2 separate regions of the Homo sapiens genome follow, and region 2 is linked to region 1. A link is a contact called in ENCODE Hi-C or POLR2A ChIA-PET data. All regions are on one chromosome and are shown on one strand. The core of a region is the stretch at or near the end of the contact, and the rest is flanking DNA. Distances in the headings are between cores, read along the strand shown. Region 1 overlaps ABCC1 (ATP binding cassette subfamily C member 1 (ABCC1 blood group)). Region 2 overlaps ABCC6 (ATP binding cassette subfamily C member 6).

Evidence for each region. A loop is a pair of places that touch in the nucleus more often than their neighbours do. ChIA-PET counts read pairs that join two places held with the same protein, here RNA polymerase II (POLR2A). Pooled maps may share reads with other maps.
Region 2: a pooled map shows a loop between it and region 1 (4-fold over the local background). The contact joins two enhancer-like sites. A Hi-C loop is called at or near these places in 2 of 168 maps with a recorded cell type or tissue (aorta and posterior vena cava) and 2 of 50 pooled maps. POLR2A ChIA-PET finds 5 or more read pairs at or near these places in 5 of 52 experiments (GM12878, H1, OCI-LY7 and 2 more).

What each region holds. Positions count from the first base shown.
Region 1 is chr16:16,107,401-16,110,381 of GRCh38, reverse strand. All of the region lies in intron 21 of ABCC1 (ATP binding cassette subfamily C member 1 (ABCC1 blood group)), which reads right to left. Among named protein-coding and RNA genes, the nearest start is that of ABCC6, 110 kb to the left of the region's middle. Within about 2 kb of position 1,406, at least 3 of the 41 ENCODE cell types and tissues checked have a DNase peak (open chromatin) inside an H3K27ac peak, as active enhancers do.
Region 2 is chr16:16,148,789-16,151,767 of GRCh38, reverse strand. ABCC6 (ATP binding cassette subfamily C member 6) reads left to right here. Exons shown (of 31, transcript NM_001171.6): 30 at 996-1,190; 31 at 1,527-2,203. The coding sequence ends at 1,635. Among named protein-coding and RNA genes, the nearest start is that of ABCC6, 73 kb to the left of the region's middle. RefSeq lists a silencer at 1,142-1,436. Within about 2 kb of position 1,512, at least 17 of the 41 ENCODE cell types and tissues checked have a DNase peak (open chromatin) inside an H3K27ac peak, as active enhancers do.

The DNA.
Region 1 (2,981 bases), core at 157-2,656:
GGGCATCGTGGCTCACACACCTGTAATCCCAGCACTTTGAGGGGCTGCGGCAAGTGGATCACCTGAGGTCAGGAATCCGAGACCAGCCTGGCCAACATGATGAAATCTCACCTCTACAAAAAATACAAAAATTAGTCAGGCGTGGGGGCACATGCCTGTAGGCTGAGGCACAAGGGTCGCTTGAAGCCAGGAGGTGGAGGTTGCACCAAGCCAAACTTACTGCACACCAGCCTGGGTGACAGAGGGAGACATTGCCTCCAGGGGGAAAAAAAAAAAAAGGAGTTAAACCAGCTGAAAATGGAAAAAAGGTGGCAGAACCAGCATGTGCAAAGGCCCTGAGGTAGGAGGGAACACAGTGCATCTGGGGAACTGAGAGAAGGCACTGGTGGCTGGAGCCAGGAGATCATGGGGCAGCAAGGAACAAGAGGCTGGAAAAACCGGTCGCAGTCAGACCACACATGGCATGGGAGACTCGGGTCAGGATTCCAACTTTTAGCCAAGACTGACAGAAAGCAGAAGCCACCAATGAGTTTTAAGCAACGTGTGACATGTTGCCTGGCAACCAAGGCCAAATGTCACCTCAACACCACAACTGGGCCAGCCTCCTCCAACTCTTTTCACTCTGAGCACAGAATACCATCTCACCCATCTTCCCAGTGCCCAGTTCGCTCCAGGAGGTGAAGGTTGGAGTTTCTTTCCCTCCTATATTCCCTGTGGAGCCCAGCATGGGGCTAAACAAATGTGTCTAGCCGCCTGACATGAGAGACAGGGCAATCTGCTTTAGGCCAGCCCCCACCTAAACCACCTGACTTGGTTTCAAGAAATTCCAGGGATCTTTACCCGTGTCTGTGCTCATTGTCATTTCAAGCTTTTCATGCTGAATTTTGGGTCATGAAAATCATCTGGACTGGGTGCGGTGGCTCACACCTATAATGCCAGCACTTTGGGAGGCCAAGGCAGGACAATGACTTGAGCCCAGGAGTTTGAGACCAGCCTGGGAAACACAGTAAGACCCTGTCTCTACAAAAAATTTTAAAATTAGCTAGGTGTGGTGGTCCACACCTATAGTCCCAGCTACTCAGGAAGCTGAGCTAGGAGGAGCTCTTGAACCCAGAAGCTTAAGGCTGCAGTGAGCGTTGGTCACACCACTGCACTCCAGCCTGAGCGACACAGTGAGGCTCTGCCCCTCACCAGAAAAAAAAACAAAAATCATCTGACCCTACGGTCTAGCTGAAAGGTAACAGGTGAAAGATAACAGGTCTGATGTGTAACTGGCTGCTTCCTTTTGAGTTTTCAAGTCCCCATTCTGGAAAATGAAAAATGTGGGTGAGGAGACAGGTCATAATTAAGAATGTGTTTATTTCACCACTTGGCTTTGTCATGCGGCCAAGTTGCCTGCTGTCCCTGAAATTAGCCTGCAGCGTTCAGGAACCTCTTTCTCATGAGTAGTGGAATGTGGTGGGCTCGGGGGTCAGAAATGACAAGTGTGTGGCCAGGTGTGGTGGCTCACATCTGTAATCCCAGTACTTTGGGAGGCGGGCCAGTCACTTGAGCCCAGGAGCTCAAGACCAGTCTGGGCGACAGGGCGAAACCTCATCTCCACAAAAAAATTAAAAAAATTAGTCAAGCGTGGGGGTGCACACATGTAGTCACAGCTACTTGGAAGGCTGAGGTGGGAGAATCACTTGAATCCGGGAGGTGGAGGCTGCAGTTAGCCATGATTGTGCCACTGCACTCCATCCTGGGTGACAGAGTCAGACCTTGTCTCAGAAAAAAAAAAAAGAAAACAAATTAAAAAAAAAAAAAAGGCCGGGCGCAGTGGCTCATGCCTATAATCCCAGCACCAGCTCTTTGGGAGGCTGAGGCAGGCAGATCACAAGGTCAGGAGTTTGAGACCAGCCTGGCCAACATAGTGAAACGCCATCTCTACCGAAAATACAAAAATTAGCTAGGCATGGTGGCGCAGGCCTGTAGTCCCAGCTACTCGGGAGGCTGAGGCAGGTAAATTGCTTGAACCCGGGAGGCGGAGGTTGCGGTGAGCGCCACGGCACTACAGCCTGGGCAACACAGCAGGACTTCGTCTCAAAAAAAAAAAAAAAAAAAAAAAAGACACAAAGAAACGATAAGCGTGTTGTGCCTGGCTCCACTCTGGGTCCAACTTTGACAAGTAACAAGCCCCCTGGCTTTGATGTTCCTTGAATATAAAATTGGAGTTAAATGAGGATTAAATGGGCCTGGCATCTCTGGCCCTTCCTTCCCATGTCCTGCGATTTGGGGTAACTTCTCTGGCTTCCTGGAGGGTCACTAAGGGTAAGGCGAGAGAGGACACCAGAGTCACCTCTGCCCCTTGTTACGGTCCTGACTCTGATGACAAGTTAAGGAAGAAGCCAGGAACAGACAGTCCTCGGAAGCTCTGGACACATCCGGGCAGATCTAAGAGAAAGTGCCCCAGCCCCACTCCCCGGCTACCACCTTTCATGTTTTTTTTTTTGTTTTTCTTTATCTGCATGCTTATTTTTTACCTACTTTAAAAATTCCATTCCCTTTAAAAACAAAAACAAAAAAAACCACATTTATTTTTAAAAATAAACTTTGGATCACCACCATAAATGGAGAATTATTAACACTTGCCCAAAATAGACGATCTTTAAAAACAATAAAACAGGAGCTCAAAACCCGGTCTCCTTGTTACAAAGAGAGGATAGTGGTTGATAGGTTGAGAAGGCAGGGTAGGACCCAACTGGGACTTTCTCAGGGACGTAATCATTAGGACCAAATGAGAAATGAAAAACAGGCAGGACGCGGTGCTCACCCCTGTAATCCCAGCATTTTGGGAGGCCAAGGTGGGTGGATCACCTGAGGTCAGGAGTTCAAGACCAGCCTGGCCAACATGGTGAAACCCTGTCTCTACTAAAAATACAAAAATTAGCTGGGCAAGGTAGCAAGTTTCTGTAATCCCAGCTACTCAGGAGGCTGAGGCA
Region 2 (2,979 bases), core at 263-2,762, 41 kb before region 1:
CTGTATCTGTGTCCTCTTCTCTCAAAAGAAGAGAACAATAATATCTACCTTGGTGGACATTATGAGGATTGAGTGAATATATACAAGCACTTAGAATGTGTTTGGCACAAGGTGGAAACTAGAAATAGAACTGGACATAGCCATAAACAGGCCAGGCACGGTGGATCACGCCTGGAATCCCACCCAGGTGTTGTACACATCTGTATTTAAGGCCCACGTGACACCAGCCTTGAATGTCTTAGGAAGACTGTAGATTTGATTCTTGAAGCAGCAGTCAGTCATTGTAGGTTTGTTTGCAACGGCATGACTGAAGTGAAAGCTGTGCTTTCGCTGTTGGGGGAAATATAAATTAGTACAGTCACTATGGAAAATAGTATGATGATTTCTCAAAAAACAAACTAGAAATAGAACTACCGGGGCGCAGTGGCTCACGCCTGTAATCCCAGCACTTTGGGAGGCTGAGGTAGGTGGATCACCTGAGAGTTTCAAACAAGTCGGACCAACATGGTGAAACCCCATCTCTACTTTAAAAATACAAAAGCCAGGCATGGTGGCGCATGACTGTAATTCCAGCTACTTGGGAGGCTGAGGCAGGAAAACTGCTTGAACCGGGAGGCAGAAGTTGCAGCGAGCTGAGATTGTGCCATTGCACGCCAGCCTGGGTGGCAGAGCAAGACTCCGTCTCAAAAAAAAAAAGAAAAACGAAGAAGAAAAAAAGAGCCATAAACAGAAAAAAGAAAATAGCCATTTCACAGGTGGGGAAACTGAGGCACAAAGGGTTTGAATGACCTGCCTACAGTCAGCCTGCTCAAAGATGGCAGGAACAGGCTTCCTATCAGTTCTGCAGACCACAGACCCCAGACCCCATGTGTGGGGATGCCTGAACACAGGCACCTCACTCCTGCACTGCTTCAGGGACCTGTTTCTGGGCACACCCACACATCACCATGTGCCGACAAACGCACGTCCCAGCTAATTGTCCCAATCGTTCCCAGCGTGGGCCAGAAACAGCTCCTGTGTCTGGCACGTGCCCTTCTCCGGAAGACCCAGATCCTCATCCTGGACGAGGCTACTGCTGCCGTGGACCCTGGCACGGAGCTGCAGATGCAGGCCATGCTCGGGAGCTGGTTTGCACAGTGCACTGTGCTGCTCATTGCCCACCGCCTGCGCTCCGTGATGGACTGTGCCCGGTAAGGCTCCCGCCCCGGCCTGACCTCACAGCAGCCCTGCAGTGGTGGGGGAAGGAGGCGGAGGCAGTCCTGGGCCACTGGGCTTCGGGTTAGAGCTGGAGGGGTCCTGAATGGGGCCAGAGCGGGAGGAATGCCCGGGAACACATGCCAAGTGGGAAAGCTGCCCAAGGACATGCGCCCAGCACACGCTTCCAACCCAGCTGTGAGGGCCAGGGAGCCGCATGGAAAGCAGGACTTCTATGGAGAAAACCTCAGCGCAGACACACTGGGCTCTCACAGCTGCCGAGAGCCTGGGCTGGTGTCCAAAGAGCCTCTCTGTCTCCCTCTCCCCCACAGGGTTCTGGTCATGGACAAGGGGCAGGTGGCAGAGAGCGGCAGCCCGGCCCAGCTGCTGGCCCAGAAGGGCCTGTTTTACAGACTGGCCCAGGAGTCAGGCCTGGTCTGAGCCAGGACCCTCAACCGTACCCCAGTTGGACCAGCCCGCACAGCCTGCAGTGCTGGAGATGGAAGTGACCCGTGGTCATCGATAGCTCCACACGATATTGAGTCTAGACCTGTGTTTGCTCTCTGGGAGGAAAATGGCAGAGAAAGTGGCCAATTATCACAGAGCATCAGAGCCGGAAGGACCTAGCAATACACAGGTCTGCCCGGGCAGGGCCCATCTCGCCCTGTCCACCCTGCAGCCAATGTCAACAGCGACTCTCAGCCCCGCTGTACTCTGGACTCACCTGGGGGCCTCAAGCACATGCCCAGGCTCCCGGCTAGACCCTTAAATCAGAATCTCTGAGGCTGGGAACTGCCATGCTGTGTGTACTTTTTACAAATTAACACTTTTATTTTGGGATAATCCCAGACTCACATGCAGTTAAAGAAACAATAATATAGAGAGATTCGTGTACTTGGTACCCCATTTCACCCAATGGTAACATCTTGCAAAACTCTAGGATAAAGCATCACAGCCAGGGTGTTGACATTGACACAACAATCTTGCTCGATTTCCCGTTTTACCTGTACTCCTGTGTGTGTGTGTGTTTATTTTGTCCCATGCAGTTTTATCACACATGTAGGCTCATGAATCCACACCAGGGTGAGGATACGGAATAGCCACCACCATTTTCCGACCACACCCATCACTCTCGCTCCTGCCCCCAGTGACCATGCTCTGTTCTCCAGTTGTGTGTGTGTGTGTGTGTGTGTGTGTGTGTATTTTTTTTTTTTTTTTTTTTGAGACAGAGTCTCACTCTGTTGCTCAGGCTGGAGTGCAGTGGCTCAATCTCAGCTCACTGCAACCTCCACATCCTGGGTTCAAGCAATTCTCCTGCCTCAGCCTCCCGTGCAGCTGAGATTACAGGCGTGCGCCACCATGCCTGGCTAACTTGTGTAATTTTTATTAGATACGAGGTTTCAGCATATTGGCCAGGCTGGTCTTGAACTCCTGGCCTCATGTGATCCACCCTCCTCGGCCTCCCAAAGTGTTGGGATAACAGGCGTGAGCTACCGCACCTGGCCGAGTTTGGTGTATAATTTTAAAGCTCCCCCATAGGATTCCAATGTGCGGCCAGGACTGAGAACTACAGCCCTCGCATCTCCTGCTGCTCCTCCTCCCCCACCAGAGATGAGCTCCAAGGACACAAAAACCAGGTGCCCCCCCATGCCAAGCATGGGTCCTCTCCACGCATGAGAAAGTCAAATATGCAAGTTTGGTTTCCAAAACAAACAACAGAGGAGCCAAGACTTCACAGCCCTCAATGGGAGAATTTGCCCGAGGACTTGGTTCTTTTTTTTTTTT